Regions from separate parts of the Mus musculus genome. Here region 1 is linked to region 2. Evidence: chromatin contacts called from ENCODE Hi-C or POLR2A ChIA-PET data. All regions are on one chromosome and are shown on one strand. Each heading gives the region's core, a stretch centred on a gene start or an enhancer-like site at or near the end of the contact. The rest is flanking DNA. Distances are from core to core; before and after follow the strand shown. Region 1 holds the start of Il6 (interleukin 6). Region 2 holds the start of Dnajb6 (DnaJ heat shock protein family (Hsp40) member B6).

Region 1 (3,045 bases), core at 146-2,645, 280 kb after region 2:
TAAAGCTGTTCTCTTTATTTTAGTGTAATTTTTTTCTTCACATTGAATTCTAGGAGAAACTATGCTAGTGATATATAATTCTTGAACTATTAAACATGGGAGCATAAGAAAACAAGAATCTTAAGGCAATCTGCAGAGTGAAGAAGCTGATTGTGATCCTGAGAGTGTGTTTTGTAAATGGTTTTGGATTTTATGTACAGAGCCTACTTTCAGCCTGGAATCATTCTGAATGCTAGCTAGATATCTGGAGACAGGTGGACAGAAAACCAGGAACTAGTCTGAAAAAGAAACTAACCAAAGGGAAGAAGTCTGTTTAAGTTTGACCCAGCCTAGAAGACTTGAGCATTGGAGGGGTTATTCAGAGTGAGACGTACCACCTTCAGATTCAAATCCTGTCATCCAGTAGAAGGGAGCTTCAAACACAAGCTAGCTAAGATACAATGAGGTCCTTCTTCGATATCTTTATCTTCCATATACCATGAATCAAAGAAACTTCAACAACATGAGGACTGCAACAGACCTTCAAGCCTCCTTGCATGACCTGGAAATGTTTTGGGGTGTCCTGGCAGCAGTGGGATCAGCACTAACAGATAAGGGCAACTCTCACAGAGACTAAAGGTCTTAACTAAGAAGATAGCCAAGAGACCACTGGGGAGAATGCAGAGAATAGGCTTGGACTTGGAAGCCAAGATTGCTTGACAACAGACAGAAGATATTTCTGTACTTCACCCACTTTACCCACCTGGCAACTCCTGGAAACAACTGCACAAAATTTGGAGGTGAACAAACCATTAGAAACAACTGGTCCTGACAAGACACAGGAAAAACAAGCAATATGCAACATTACTGTCTGTTGTCCAGGTTGGGTGCTGGGGGTGGGAGAGGGAGTGTGTGTCTTTGTATGATCTGAAAAAACTCAGGTCAGAACATCTGTAGATCCTTACAGACATACAAAAGAATCCTAGCCTCTTATTCATGTGTGTGTGTGTGTGTGTGTGTGTGTGTGTGTGTGTGTGTGTGTGTATGTGTGTGTCGTCTGTCATGCGCGCGTGCCTGCGTTTAAATAACATCAGCTTTAGCTTCTCTTTCTCCTTATAAAACATTGTGAATTTCAGTTTTCTTTCCCATCAAGACATGCTCAAGTGCTGAGTCACTTTTAAAGAAAAAAAAGAAGAGTGCTCATGCTTCTTAGGGCTAGCCTCAAGGATGACTTAAGCACACTTTCCCCTTCCTAGTTGTGATTCTTTCGATGCTAAACGACGTCACATTGTGCAATCTTAATAAGGTTTCCAATCAGCCCCACCCACTCTGGCCCCACCCCCACCCTCCAACAAAGATTTTTATCAAATGTGGGATTTTCCCATGAGTCTCAAAATTAGAGAGTTGACTCCTAATAAATATGAGACTGGGGATGTCTGTAGCTCATTCTGCTCTGGAGCCCACCAAGAACGATAGTCAATTCCAGAAACCGCTATGAAGTTCCTCTCTGCAAGTAAGTGAAGGCAGTTCCTTGCCCTCTGGCGGAGCTATTGAGACTGTGAGAGAGGAGTGTGAGGCAGAGAGCCAGCATTGTGGGTTGGCCAGCAGCCATCAGCTAGCAGCAGGCGCCCAACTGTGCTATCTGCTCACTTGCCGGTTTTCCCTTTTCTCCACGCAGGAGACTTCCATCCAGTTGCCTTCTTGGGACTGATGCTGGTGACAACCACGGCCTTCCCTACTTCACAAGTCCGGAGAGGAGACTTCACAGAGGATACCACTCCCAACAGACCTGTCTATACCACTTCACAAGTCGGAGGCTTAATTACACATGTTCTCTGGGAAATCGTGGAAATGAGAAAAGAGGTGGGTAGGCTGTGAAACTGATGAAGACCCAGTGTGGGCGTCCATTCATTCTCTTTGCTCTTGAATTAGAAATTCTCTGCTGGGATCTAGGGCCCTTAGGATTTGAAGCTAAAGGTCAGACTAGACTGTGTTCTCTCTTTCTCACCTCTTTGCTGGTTTTGAGTGGAGGTTGGGAAGGGGTTCCTTTCCTGTCTGGAAGATACAGAATGTGACTGCATTTCTAGAAAATTCACAGTGGGCCATTCTCTGTTCCAATTTAGCTATTGCTTCTTAGGTGGGGATTCCTTTTCCCTCATTATTCCTTTTTCCTTATCTCTTTGCCTTCATTTATCCCTTGAAGTCTACAAGGACCAGAAAGTGCTTTTTGGCTGAATGTAGTAAGTTCTGTGTGTGTGAAATCAGGATGCTCTAGGGTCAGCCCAGATAAGATGCATATTGTATAGAGCCCAATAAAGTGCTAACACACACACACACACACACACACACACACAACCTAGATTAGGCTGGGCATGGTGGTGGATGCCTCCCAGCACTTGGGAGGCACACGCAGGAAGATCTCTGTGAGTTAGAGGCCAGCTTGGTCTACATATTGAGTTCCAGGATATCCAAGACTACATTGAGAGATCCTTTCTCAAAAAAAAAAAAAAAAAAAAAAAAACAACAACAACAAACAAACAAACAAACAAGAAAAAAAAAACCCAACCAACCCTACCTAGATTAAAATATCTCCCATCTTTAAATGAAAAGTATTTTGACTCTGCTTGACAGAAAGGAAAAAAAAAATCACAAACAAGATTAATAGCCTAGGTCTGGGTGTGTAGAACCAACTTTGTAATCTTGGGAAAATCCTCAACTATTTAGTACTCTTTATCTGCATAATTATGGAGTTACAGATAATGGCACAGACCCTTCCAGATGGAATATTCTGTGACTTAAATTTATTTGCCCCAAGATATCATCAAAATTTCTGTCCTTTACCAAGTTCCTACTCTATGCTGGGCAGTTTTTATCGTTGAATCCTTGAGACAAATGTATAAGAGGGACATCAATAATTCTTTATTGAAACATAGGAAATACTTAGGAGAGTAACAAGCTTAAAGCCAAGGGACTGAGCCTAAGGGTGCATTTTTATTTATTGGGCTGCTTAGTAGGGTTCTAAGAAGGTATAGCTTCCCTTTTCTGTGTCCTGGCTATGAAAGAGCA
Region 2 (3,336 bases), core at 166-2,665:
TTTTTTTTTTTTTTTTTCTGAGACAGGGTTTCTCTGTGCAGCCCTGGCTGTCCTGGAACTCACTCTGTAGACCAGGCTGGCCTGGAACTCAGAAATCTGCCTGTCTCTGCCTCCCAAGTGCTGGGATTAAAGGCATTTGCCACCACTGCCCTGCGTGTTAGAATTCTTAAATGTCATGTGGCAAGAGGCTTCAGCCAGACTCTGAGGCGAGGGGACTCCTTTCCCTATTCTCTACCTTATAACTGGCTTTGTCTTTCGGCGCTGCTTCAATAGAAAGCTTGGGTTGCTGGGCTGTCAGCCCTGGAGTATGCAAGCACACACACCTTCCACTCGTCACTAGGCCAGACTCCTTGATTCCTGCCATTGAGGGTGGTAGTGGGTAAGATTGAGAGCAGAAAGGTGGAAGGAGAGGTGGAGGAAGGTAAAGGAAAGGGCGGGAACTTTTGTGCTTAGTTTTCATTTCAGTCTTGGACAGCCATCTTGTAGGGCTGAAAGTCAATTAGAAAAGAGATCTGGCCAAATTCTATGTTTCACAAAAGGGGAAGTGTAGTGTTTGGGAACCTTGGGGGCAGAACAGAAGCAAGGAGACAAGGAGCCATTCTGGAGGGTTCTATCTGGAGTTGAGTATATCCTACATGTGAGGGAGCATCCAAGGATCTGTGACTTCAGATCATGGGTCTCCACATCTTCTGTGCTTGTCCTTCTCAGGCGTTGAGAAGGTGGGCGTCCAACCATAACATTCTGAGATCAATATGTTCTCTTTCATTCTTACTTTCCAGTGCAGTGTTAGCTAACCTTTTGAAACTTACTGGGCAAGATGAAAAACTACTCATCCTATGGGTGTAAGTGGGGGTGGGGTGAGGATTTAAATGTCTATTTATTTATACAGGAGCTTATTGATTTATTGAGACAGGAGCTTATTGTGGGATCTGATGTCCTTCTCGGGTGTGTCCGAAGACAGTACATTCACATACAAAAAGTAAATACATCTTTAAAATAACCGTGTTTGAAATCTAGACCCTGGATTCAGCACTGCGAGTTGGTAATGATGAGGCCTCTCACGGTTCACTCTAAGTCGGGCCTGCTTGTTGGGTCGGCCGAACCTCGGGACCACAATTCTCCAAGTCCATAGGAGTGTGAGTCATACTACGCTATCAGGTCCTTATCTCCGAATCCACTGTGTCAGAGGCTGTGAGCGTCCTTCCTCCCAGCCTGCTTCCGGGCAAACGCAGGCTCCTTGGTTCGGCTACAGTCGCCTCAGGCTTTAGAGCCCTCCAGGCACAGAGCTTGCGCAAGGGGACGCTTCCCGCCCTATTCAGCCACCTTCGCCTATGTAAACCCTCCAGAATCCCACCGTCCTCAGCTCCGAGAATCTTCCGGAACGCTAGACCAGCGCTATCAAGTCCGACGCGCACGGAGGCTGCTGCGCACGTTAGCTTCAGGGCCGGGCGGAAGTCGACGTCGCCGGGCCGCGCCGCCACCGCGTGACGCACTTCCTGTTTGTTGTTGGAGAAAAGAAGAGAAAGGAAAGCGCGAGGAGACGCCGCCGCCGCCACCGCCACCAGCGCAGCTGTGCCACAGCCGCGAGGAGACCGGCCGCCTGACTTCCCTCCTCGCTGGCCGCCGTGTCCTCGGTGAGGGTCCGCGAGCCGCGGCGAAAAGCAGGGTTGACTACGGCGGGAGGGGAAGGCCTGCGAATGGGCTAACCCGCTTGGCTCCCGGAATACGGGTGCAGGAACCGGGTCGACAGTGGGGCCGGTACTGCTCACAAGGCCGAACGGGTTCCAGTCTAGGCTGTAGTCTTGTGTCTAGGTCTGGGGCTTAAGGTGTTCCTGGTCTGGGCCGGTTGTAGATTGGGTCTGTGGAGAGCGTTTGCCGTTCTTGGTCAGGCCTAGCTCGGGGCTTAGCTGCGGTCCGCTTCCCTAGTTCTCTGGTCGAAGGTGGCGGTTGGGTCCGGCACGCGCTAGGTCGGCCGCAGAGCTCCAGGAGTAGGCAAGGCTGGTGTCACCCAGTCCTGGCGTCCTCACTGCATTCTGCAAGCAAGGGGTCAGGTGGCCTGCGAAGAGCAGGACTCCCATGGAAGGCGCAATCACCGGCCCAGGCCTCCAGGCAGCGAAGGGGGCCGGGTGGGAAGGCCAAGGCGGTTTCCAGGGACTGTTGGGAAGTTTGCTAGGCGACCCGCCTGGCTCAGCTTACTTTTAAAACTAGTTTGATGTTGGCCTCGAAGGTTGCTTTGCTGTGGTTTACGTAACAAAGTTTATGTAACTGGAGTTTACACTAAGTCTTAATTTACTTCGGTTGTGTTGACAAGGAACTCTGCACTGCAAACTAAAAGGTCTTAAAAACTTTGGAGATGGAGTTTTTTTTTTTTTTTTTAAACAGGAGGGGTTTGTCAAGTTTTAAAAGCTTTGTTACCGAAGAAGTTGTATGTGAACCGTTGAAAGGGAATGGTGGGGATGGTCCCACCTTCTAAGGTGGGGAGTGCCTGCCCAGTGCAGCCACTTTGGTTTTTTTGTAACGTCTTTATTTGAACCTTAGATTTGTGGTTAGGGTTTACGCATTCTAGGCCGTAGAATCTCAGGACGCTCAGCTTGCTAGGGAAGTGATACCAACTTTAAGGCAACTGTTTTAGTAGAAATATTGGACATAAAAGCCAGAGGAGGGAACAACCTAAAGAACAAGCGCCCTGATATTTGAACTTAGTCTGTTCTTGTTTGTAAAGTAAACCCCACAGTAGACTTACTGATTCCTGGAAGGACTCCTTTGTTGTACTTTGGGATATCGCCACCACAGGCCGAATTGCCCTCCGGTGTGTGATTACGGTGTCATCAGTACACACACTTGGGTGGAGCTTTGGAATTAGGAAGAACATGAAAGAAATATGGGAAGAAATGCTGCCTTTTGTAGGTATGGTTGACTTGGAAGTTTCAGTCTTCTCTTCACTCTTGCCCAGGCAGACCATGCCTGTCTTTTTGTTTGTTTGTTTGTTTGTTTTTGAGACAGGGTTTCTCTGTAGCCCTGGCTGTCCCTGAACTCACTTTGTAGACCAGGCTGGCCTTGAACTCAAATCTACCTGCCTCTGCCTCCCAAGTGCTGGGATTAAAGGCGTGTGCCACCACGCCCGGCTTGCAAACTTTTTTGGTATTGTTTTGTGTACCCCTGGCTGTCCTGGAACTCACTTTGAATAGCAGCCTGATACCAAACACAGAACTCTGCCTCCTGCTGGGATTAAAAAAAGGTGTGCACCCTCTGCACCAGCCACATCTTTAGAATTGTAAAGAAGGCACTTTGTTATCCCTGTCCACTATTGGTGTGATAGCGTGTGCCTTTTACATT

Evidence for each region. A loop is a pair of places that touch in the nucleus more often than their neighbours do. ChIA-PET counts read pairs that join two places held with the same protein, here RNA polymerase II (POLR2A).
Region 1: a loop to region 2 is called in a map of gastrocnemius, with 2.2 times the contacts of the local background. The contact joins the promoter of Il6 here to the promoter of Dnajb6 in region 2. A Hi-C loop is called at or near these places in 1 of 37 maps with a recorded cell type or tissue (gastrocnemius). POLR2A ChIA-PET finds 5 or more read pairs at or near these places in 1 of 5 experiments (Patski).

Annotation. Positions count from the first base shown.
Region 1 is chr5:30,011,719-30,014,763 of GRCm38, forward strand. It overlaps Il6 (interleukin 6), which reads left to right and starts at 1,396. Exons shown (of 5, transcript NM_031168.2): 1 at 1,396-1,492; 2 at 1,658-1,842. The coding sequence starts at 1,474. The region is part of intron 1 of A230098N10Rik (a long non-coding RNA gene); the gene reads right to left.
Region 2 is chr5:29,734,483-29,737,818 of GRCm38, forward strand. It overlaps Dnajb6 (DnaJ heat shock protein family (Hsp40) member B6), which reads left to right and starts at 1,416. Exons shown (of 8, transcript NM_011847.4): 1 at 1,416-1,634. Gm5129 (predicted gene 5129) reads right to left here and starts at 1,454. Exons shown (of 1, transcript NR_028426.1): 1 at 852-1,454.